Linked DNA regions of Homo sapiens: region 2 is linked to region 1. Evidence: read pairs that join two places in POLR2A ChIA-PET (ENCODE). Cell type or tissue: B cell. All regions are shown on one strand. Region 1 overlaps MTFMT (mitochondrial methionyl-tRNA formyltransferase). Region 2 overlaps PLEKHO2 (pleckstrin homology domain containing O2).

Region 1 (5,000 bases):
TGTCTTTGAGCTTCTGCTTTTTTTACCTCTAAAGTGGGATTAATGACCATGTACACAACTGGCAAGATCAAAGGAAATGAACTAGGTGAATGTAAATTCATGCAAACATACTATTTTGGCAGTAATGATGGCAGACACCAAAATGATTATATTCTTACCATCCCTTTCCTTTCTACAATGCTCTGATGATAAGGTGAGCTTTACCTCCCGAAGAACAAGACTATATTCTGAGTATGTACCTAGCATGTTTATTACTCTCAGTAAATAGAAATCTTTTTTAGTCAGTAAGCATGTTTCAAAAATATTTTGAGTTATTTAAAAGAAAAAAATTGCACATATGAAAATCGTTTCAGAACTTTTATTGAAGCGGGCAAAAGAAAAGTGAGCTAGCAAGTTATAGAAGAGGCTATGACATAGATACAGTTATGAACTTGTTCTTCAAATTCATTTACTTATTTGATTTAATGTTCAAATTATTACAACAACCTAACTCTTCTGAAAGTTAAATACCCTCTTTAAGGGGTGTCATAAAAAGAGCACTGCACTGAGAATCAGAAAACAGAAGCCAGTCCTGGCTTTGCTACTAACTAGCTGGGTCCAACCTTGGGAAAATAGCTGCATTTCTCTGAGCCTCACTCTCTTCATGTATGAAATAGAGGATTGAACTACAGTCTGGAAATAAATGCATTCAATTCAGAAATTTTAGAGAACTTATTTCCTGGTGTGTGTTAAATTTTATTAACATTTAAATCAGGCTGTAGGATCTCAGGTATGTTGGAAATGTGTTACATGATAAAGGTGGTATTTCATACTGGAGGGAAGGGTAAGATGGATTATCTAGTAAATAGTATTGGGATAACTGGCCAACCATTGGTGGGGGAAGCCCTCAAATCCTATCTTTTAAAATCATAGTAAGTGCTATATTATAACAATGCATATGTAGTTAACAATACTGTATGGTATACTTACAATTTGTTAATTGAGCACATTTTTCTTATGTGTTTTTTACCATAATAAAAAAATCAAAATATAGATGGATCAAGGATTTAAATATAAAAAGTAAAATCACAAGGACTATAAAAAAGCACAACTGAATAATTTGACAATATTTAATAATCTTAAAGTGTGGGGTAGGCCTTTTTAAGTATGATACGAACCACCAAAGTAATGAGAGAAAAGACTTAGAAATATAATTATGAAAATAAAAAACTTATGCATGGAAAAAATGGCTGTCCCCAAGATTAAAAGTCAACAAACTGAGGAAAATATTCACAACACATGTAAGAGTTAAAAGGCTAATTTCCTAAATATAGAAAATATTTTTGCAAATTAATGAGATAACCATCCCAGTTTTAAAAAATATAACCAAAGGGCATAAATAGGCAGGTTACAGATAAATAAATTAAAAGTGCACATAAATATATGGACAGCTTCTCAGCTTCGCTAATAATAAACAGCAAGAGATTATCATATTTTTTTCTCACTTATCCAGGCAGTTTAGCAATAAAATGTTGATGCTGTTTAACCCACGCATTCCACTTTAAAAACAAAAAACCCCAAAACTATTATCCAGAAATGTGTAAGCCCTCAAAGATATATCGACAAGGTTATTACCCTAGTTTATAGTGTTATAAATAGCAATAAATTGAAAATAACAAATATCTATCATAAAGGTAGTTGCATAAATTACATATTCATAAAATGGGTTACTGTGCAGCAGATAGAGTGAAATTGATAAGTATGTACTGATGAAACATCAATGCTTTATGGTCACATAACAAAAGTCCTTGTAAAACAGTATTGATGCAGGACTTTTTGCTCCTTAACTCAGCTAAAATCTGGGTTCTTGTCTCACAACCAGGAAAAATTAGGCACGTGGACACATTGAAAGGTGAGGAGAGTGGAATTTATTAAAAGAAAGCTCTCAGCAAAAAAAGAGGGGGTCCTGCCAACAGGCTCCCACCTCACAGATTGAATACCAGGCCACCACACAGGAGCTGAAGAGGCCAGGCTCTTCCCCTGCATAAGGCAGAAATTCCTGGTGGCTCCACCCCCATTCTTCCAGTGCTCATGCGGGCCCTTAGTCTGAGCCACGCCACCTTGATTTATTTCCTTTACTGTGCATGTGTTAAGGGACAGAACTTTTCACCATGGACATGTTGAGTCAAGCCCACTGTGCATAATGACCTGGGTGGCATTTGGCTGTCTCCTGTCTCTATCACTGTGTTCTAGATTTTTATAATAATATTTGTAGAAAAAAATACAGGGAAATGCACATCAAACTTAACAGTCGTTACCTATAGGGATGGGAATAAATACAGAATATCACTTTCTAAAATTTTTTAACATAATGTAATGCTTGCATTTTTTATAAGGATAATAAATTTTTAATTGGAAATATTAGTATATTAGATATAAACATTGATTTTAAAGTAACATTTAAGATCTTATAAATCGGCCGGGCGCGGTGGCTCACGCCTGTAATCCCAGCACTTTGGGAGGCTAAGGCGGGCGGATCATGAGGTCAGGAGATAGAGACCATCGTGGCTAACATGGTGAAACCCCGTCTCTACTTAAAATACAAAAAATTAGCCGGGCATGGTTGCAGGCGCCTGTAGTCCCAGCTACTCGGGAGGCTGAAGCAGGAGAATGGCGTGAACCCGGGAGGCGGAGCTTGCAGTGAGCCAAGATCGCGCCACTGCACTCCAGCCTGGTGACACAACGAGACTCCGTCTCAAAAAAAAAAAAAAAAAGATCTTATAAATCCTGGAAACACTGATGTAGAGAGTCATGTTTACGGTCTGTTCCATCAAACTTAGTGACTGAGTTCCCAATTCCTCTAATTGAAAGAAAAGTCCAGATTAACACAAAATAGTAGTTGAAAAGGGTTTGGGAGTTGAGTGTATTCCTTTATCATACCTTCTTTAATTTTACTTGCAGATTCCGTTGCAGACGCTCTGGATGGCGAATACCATTAAACTTCTGGATTTGGTAGAAGTTAACAGTTCAGTCCTTGCTGGTACTAACTTTTGAATAGCTAACATGGAAGCTGTTTTCACTGTAGTGTATCTGGAAATACGTCTGTTTTATCATATGTCACAATTACTAAAAATAACTTTTAGTTTGTTTCAGTTCAGTAATTATAATACTTTACATTCACTTATTGTCTTATTCTTTGCAACACTCATTCTCATATATTTTCTCATTTAATCATTACAAGAACAGGCCAGGCGCGGTGGCTCACGCCTGTAATTCCAGCACTTTGGGAGGCCAAGGTGGGTGGATCAGCTGAGGTCAGGAGTTCGAGACTAGCCTGACTGACATGGTGAAGCCCCGTCTCTACTAAATACAAAAATTTAGCTGGGCATGGTGGCACATGCCTGTAATCCCAGCTACTTGGGAGGCTGAGGCAGGAGAGTCACTTGAACCTGGGAGGCAGAGGTTTCAGTGAGCCAAGATTGCGCCGCTGCACTCCAGCCTGGGCAATGAGTGAAACTCCATTTCAAAAAAAAAAAAAAAAAAATCATTACAGGACCCTGGGGAGTAGGCAAAGCAGTGTTCCTATCCCATTTTAAGCTCTGTGATTTCCTGCCTTAAGGTTTTCAGAGAGTGCAGAATGACTCGATTAGTTTCATTCTGGTGAATATTATAATGAAAATATCTGGGCAAATCAGTGAAAATCTAGGCCAGAGTGTATTCATACTTCATGCCACAAGTCCATTCTGAGGCCCATCAGCATCCTGCCAATACGGTGGACAGAAGGAATGTGAGCCACAGAGGAAGCTGGTTTAATTTAGAGGTAGTTGGAGTTCCCCAGGAACCTAGGAATTAGGATTTGTTTGGGCAGGGATGAAAGGGCCAGCCTAAATCCTAAACATCCTATGTATTTCCCCCTGTTGGCTAGTTATTTCACCAAAGCGCTAACACAAAACTTGTAGATTCAGCATTTTAGGTGGTCACTGGGTAAAGGAATTATAGCTTTGTATGTGCATGGGAAGCTTTCCTTTGGGTTTCTGATGTACAGAGAGCACTGTGGTTTCCTTGTAAGTTTTGGTTTACAAAGTCAACATCAGCAAATGTGTTCTCTCCGGTATCAGTACTGCCTCCCAAGATGTTTTTTGATTTTTAAGAAGTACTATGAAGTTGCATAATTGCTTTTTTCTCTTGTATATCTTTTCTTTTTTCCATTCTTCAGATCCAAAATTAACGGGACAGGCTCTTATTCCAGGATCAGTAATATACCACAAACAGTCACAAATACTATTGGTTTATTGCAAGGTATGTTTTTCATTAGTTTCAAGTTATCATAGTTGTTTTACTATGTTATAGTCTGTATCATTTATTATTTTTAGTTGGAACTTCACTTAACTGCCTGTCCATAGATTGGGTCAGGAGATCATTTAATTTTCTTAAGAAATAGTGAAGTCTCTAGCATAATTTTTTGAAAGTGATGAAGTTTTGCCAAGGCATTATTATTACTCAAAGAAAGAAGATTCAGTAACTTGAGTGCTTTCTTAAAAGAACACGTGTATTTTCAGTAGCCCAATTTAATTAACAGCTCTTGTGCTTGGTAACATAAAAGATAGTCATATCAAAATATCTGACTGAACTACTACAGGACACACATATCCTACTTGCTTTTACTGCTTAACAGTAGTAAAGAGGAGATTTCTGAACTTTTTAAAATAACTTTGGAATCATTATTGTTTTATAAGATCATGGTGTGTTCTGAGAAGTGTTCTACATTCCTTCCATTTCCTAGGTATTTTGCATCATATGGTGTTCATGTGAGATATTTCATACTTAAGAGTGTTTAGCCGGGCAAGGTGGCTCACACATGTTATCCCAGCACTTTGGGAGGCTGAGGCGGGTGGATCACCTGAGGTCGGGAATTCGAGACCAGACTGACCAACATAGAGAAACCCCGTCTTTACTAACAGTACAAAAATTAGTCGAGCGTGGTGGCAGACGCCTGTAATCCCAGCTACTTGGGAGGCTTA
Region 2 (5,000 bases), 150 kb after region 1:
GAAAGATCTCACAGAGAAGCCCTCCCCACTGCCCACCAGTATGCAGCTGGGTCTAGATTCGAATCAGCCTGGCCTTGTGGAAAGAGCCCGGATCTGGTCCAGCTCCATGGGACTCCCCCAGGCCAGCTGCCTGGGCTCTGGGCTTCCGTTTACTCTGAAAAGTAGGAATAGCCCCAGTCTACATTCAAACCCACCCCACACCACCCATGAGTCCTTTCCCAATTCAGGTAGGAGCTCTGAGCTCCTGTTAGAATCAGAGGGTGGCTCAGAGAACCCTGACCCTGCCAGGCCCAATGGCCAGACAGGAAATAAGAGGAAGGAGTGAGGTCATGGAAACTGAGGGGCTGCCTCACGCAGTGGACAAGGCAGTAGGGCCTCTGAGCAGGACAGTCCACCACTTACAGGTGTCTGACCTCAGGCCTCAGTTTCTTCAACTGTAAAAGAGAATACCACCAGAACCTGCCTCATGGAGCCATGAAGATCATTTTTAAAATGATGTATCCAATTTGTACACCCATGCTCATAGCATTGTTCACAACAGCCAAAAGGTGGAAGCAACCTCAGTGTCCACTGACAGATGAATGGATAAGCAAAATGTGGTCCATACGTACAATGGATTATCAGCCAGCCTTAAAAAGGAAGAAAAATCTGACACATGCTACAACAGGGATGAACCTTGAAAACATTGTGCTAAGTGAAATAAGCTGGACACAAAAAGACAAAAACTGTACAATTCCACCTATATGAGGTACCTAGAGTTGTCAAAATCATAGAGACAGAGAGGAGAGTGGTGGTTGCCAGGGGCTGGGGAGAGGGGCAATGGGGCATTATTATTTAATGGGCATAGAGTTTTAGTTTTACACGATGGAGAGTTATGTGATGGATGGTGGTGATAGCTGTACAACACCATGAATGTATTTAATGCCGCTGAATTGTGCAATTTCAAACTGGAAAAGATGGTAAATTTTTTTTTACCACAGTTTTTTATTTTTTAATTGAGGGAAAAAAGATATATCTAAAGTACTAAATCTGGAGCTAGGCAGAGTGAATACTCAGTAATAGGAATTAGCACCATTGCCTTCCCTCTGGACAAAACAGTTTGTTTCCTCGTCTGTAAGATGGGATAACACTGCCTACTACCAAGCAATGATGGGGAAATTAAACATGATTAAAAGCAGGGACTGGCACATAGTAGGTGCTCAGTAAATAGTTCTTGAATGAATGAGCCAAAAAATTAATGAACTGGCTCAAGTTTCCTTCCCTCACCATTTTTGGACCACTGCCTACTCTCTGACCTCAAGATGCCCTAGTTCTTTGTTGGCGGTCGCCAGCTTGCCCATCCTCCACCCTGGTGTTAGATAGTACCTCCCCTCCCTCCACTCTCCAGTTATGTAACACCGAGGTCGGCCTGGCCCCCTCAGCATCCTCATTATATAATTTCCTCCTGGCTGCCACTGCCTCCTCCTCATGCAGGGCCCTGGGTCCCACCCCCACCATGCCAGGCACAGCCAAATGCTCATTTGCATGACCAGGGTAAATTTGATCCTGGAAGCAGATCTTCAGTTAAGTCAGAAACCCCAGGGCACCTTGGCAACTGCCTCAGCTCAGCCATCAGGGCTGCTGGGGGCTCAGAGACAGACCACACTGCATCTGGGGTCGCTAAGGCCACCCAACTCTGTGACGGGACCTGCTAGAAAGGGAGTCTGGGGCCAGCCCTTCTACCCAGCTGCTCCTCCTATTCACAGGCTCAGAGCTGGTGTGACCCCTGCATGGTACAGGATTTAGCATCCAGGGAGCTTGAAAAGTGTACAGCTGAACTCAGGAGCCAATGGAACAAGAGGAGGCCAGAGAAGAGCAGGCCTAGAAGTCAGATTACCAAGTTCTACTCGCTTCATTACTCTGGACCTCAAAGGGACAAGAACAGAACCACTGGACCCAGCCCAAACTGCAGCTCCTTCCCCACTGGCCCAGCCCACCTGAAGCAGGCTGCCTCGGCTCTCTTCTGCTCCCTTGTGAGAAGCAGAAATGGCCTCAGAGAAGACCTATTGTGCAAGCCAAAAGGCTCCCACAGGAGAAGGAAGACAAGGTTAAACAGGACCCAGCTCCACCCTCCTAAGGAACCCTGTATCTGGCTGAACGAGCCAGGCATTCCACAAGGATGACCACAATAGAAACAATTAGAATACCAAGAAGTTACCAGCCTGGGCAACATAGTGAGACCCCATCTCTACAAAAAATATGAAAATTAGCCAGGCATGACGGTGTGTGCCTGCAGTCCCGGCTACTCAGAAGCTGAGGTGGGAGGATCACCTGAGCCTAGGAGGCAGAAGTTGCAGCAAGCTGAGATAATGCCACTACACTCCAGCCTGGGTGACAGAGTGAGATCCTGTCTCAAAAAATAAGAATACCAAGAAGCTGTGCCTCTCCCCAAAAACCATCCTGAAGGGCCACAGGCTGTACAGGTCCCTGCCCTGAGAACTTCCAAGAAGCCCCAGGGACATAGGCACTGCTAGGAGCTTAGATGCTAACAGGACTGGCCACAGACTAGGCCCACAAGGCCTGGGAAAAGGTTAAGGACAAAATGGCAGAGAGGAAAAAAGTGGGAGGGGAAGAGAGGAGGCAGGAAAGAGGAAAGGGCCAAGCTGGCTGAGACCAGCAGGGCAGCAAGGCCCAGCAGTGGCCACCCTGCTTCCTGGCAGCGTCTGCCTGTGACCTCATGGGCAGGGGTGTGGGGCTGGAGAAGCAGGGGGAGAGGGGCATGTAAGACATTGGAGTCTTTGTTTATTTGATTAGAGGGGAAAAAAGGCGGCCTCAGGACCAGACAGCCAGGGTCATGTGACCTCCTGGCCGGCTGGAGGCCTCACTGAGGACGGGGAACACCCAGGCTGCTGAGAAAGGAGGGTGAGAGGATGTGGGAATGTGGTGCCCTGGGCCAGGTCCACCAACTGACCTCTGGAGAGCCCCAATCTGTGTGAGCTCCTGGGGTGGGGAGGGTCAGGGACCCTTGAGCTGGAACCAGGATGCACTGTTTCATCCGCAGCACCCACCACTTGCTCCACAGCCCCATCTCCTGTTCTCAGAGCCAGCCTAAATTCTTGTCCTGTTCTCAGAGCCAGCCTAAATTCTTGCAGGGTTGGGGGCTGGTAGGGAGGGTGTTGGCTGAAGCAGCTGAGAACACAGCTGCACAAACAGGCTTCTCTGAAGGTGATGTCCCACCCTGAGCTGAGCCAAGCCCACCTAGTCTATCACCAGCTGATTCTCAGAGCTGGGGAAGAGATGGCCCACAGAACAGCACAGGCAGAGGCCAGAGAGGCTAGGTCCCCCTCCACCCCACATCCACATAGCATACTAAGACACACACCCAGACAGACACACGGCCAGGTGAGCACTCACCTGCATTAAAAAAAGATACACACATAAGGGCCAGACACACAGGTGGCAGATCTTCACACAGAACATACTTTGCATCTCATCTCTCTCAAACACACATCCACATATACAGTGCCCACTCAGGAAGGAAGTGGGTCTCCAGGACAGGGTAGGGGCTCCAGGCCTTGAAAAGATTAAAATGTGACTCTTTTTGTCCTCAAAGAGCCCTAAGCAGCAGATGTCAAGTGAAACCTGGGCCCAGTCCCATGAGCCCTCATAACACTATAATTATACCAGCCGCTACCCTGGGATACACTTCCAGCTCCCTAGTATCACAGCTCCACAGCCCCCTCCACTGCTATCTTGGTTGCTTCTGCGCCCCCACCCCCTGCACAGTAGGACAAAGGGTCAATGAGTAAAGCATTGTGGTCTTCAGGGTCTGCAGAGGACTGGGCTCCTATCCCCTAAAGCTGGGGGAGAAACAGAATGGCCTCCAGCAGGCCCAGACCAGACTTGCTCCCCAACTCCCAGCCTCTGTGACTCAGCCCTATTCTGCGAGGCTCCACATGACATGCAGAGGACAAGGCAAGGAATGGCCCAGCCGCAGATGGGTGCAAGCTGGCGAGAGGTGCTGTGCATGCCAGCCTCAAATCTGAACTCGCTCCTGACATCTGTGAAGCTACACCATGTGTCAACACCCACCAGACTCCCCGCCAGAGAAATGTGGTGCAAACAGCAAACTTCATCTGTACACACAGCATGTCCCAGGGAAAGACTCTCTCAAGCCAGGGACCTTCCCCAGCTACAGCCAAGAAAGGAAAGTGCAAGGGGAGGAAAGCTGGGGGGCTGCAGGCCTCCTAGTCCTTAGTCCAGGGTGGGCCCACCCACAAAGGCCTGGGATGAAGGGAGGCCACACACTCCCCCTCTGCCCCAGGCTGCATCACGGTGTTGAGGCCTGGCAGGGTGGAGGCCTCAACCACAGCTCTCCTGCCTCAGCCCTGGGCCTCCCCCAGGGTCTGGGGTACAGCCAAGTGCCCCACCTCCCAAAGGCTACTTTCCAACTACAGCCTGGGATGGAGGCCCTGGGCCTGCAAGAGGAAAAGGGGAGCAGAGGTCTCTCAACAGAGCCCTAAGTGCATCTCTTATCAACTAGGGGCTTGGAAGATTCCGAGACAAAATGAGCAAAGGTCTGACCTATGGTGGCTGCTAGGGCTGAGCCTCAGCCACACGCAACGGAAAACAGGCTTTTTCAAGGGGCCAGGCCTGCCTTAAACCTGCTTAGGCCTCCCAAGCTGACTCTGGGCTAGAGGGAGATGGGGCAGCAGCAGGCATCGCCCTACCTTGTTCCCTGGGGATCGCAGCAGGATAAAGCGGTGTTTTCGCTTGAGGAGGGCACGAAGGTCCTGGCACTTCTCATAGCTGCCCAGCTCCACAGTCTCCACACACTTCTGATCATCCTGGGGAGGGAGACAGAAGGGACATGAGCTGGTGACAGTCAGACCCACCACCACCCTCAACTACTCATGTCCCAGACCCTGATCCCACTCAGCGAGGACATCACTTGGTTAGAGGGAGGACCTCAGGCTGCCAATCAGTCACCAAGATGTGGTGTCCAGACCCTGGCAAGTGCA

The links. Peaks named below come from ENCODE experiments on the same cell type or tissue, not always from the same donor. Only the 100,000 strongest peaks of a DNase experiment are listed, where the experiment ranks them.
Region 2: POLR2A ChIA-PET joins it to region 1 with 9 read pairs; 3 of 35 experiments call an interaction of 5 or more read pairs at or near these places.

The regions. Positions count from the first base shown.
Region 1 is chr15:65,004,132-65,009,131 of GRCh38, reverse strand. It overlaps MTFMT (mitochondrial methionyl-tRNA formyltransferase), which reads left to right. Exons shown (of 9, transcript NM_139242.4): 7 at 2,941-3,019; 8 at 4,196-4,278. Among named protein-coding and RNA genes, the nearest start is that of SPG21, 17 kb to the right of the region's middle. In B cell, no CTCF peak of the experiment used is centred here; no DNase peak of the experiment used is centred here.
Region 2 is chr15:64,854,747-64,859,746 of GRCh38, reverse strand. It overlaps PLEKHO2 (pleckstrin homology domain containing O2), which reads right to left. Exons shown (of 6, transcript NM_025201.5): 3 at 4,710-4,826. Among named protein-coding and RNA genes, the nearest start is that of PLEKHO2, 15 kb to the right of the region's middle. In B cell, no CTCF peak of the experiment used is centred here; no DNase peak of the experiment used is centred here; H3K27ac peaks cover 1,039 bases.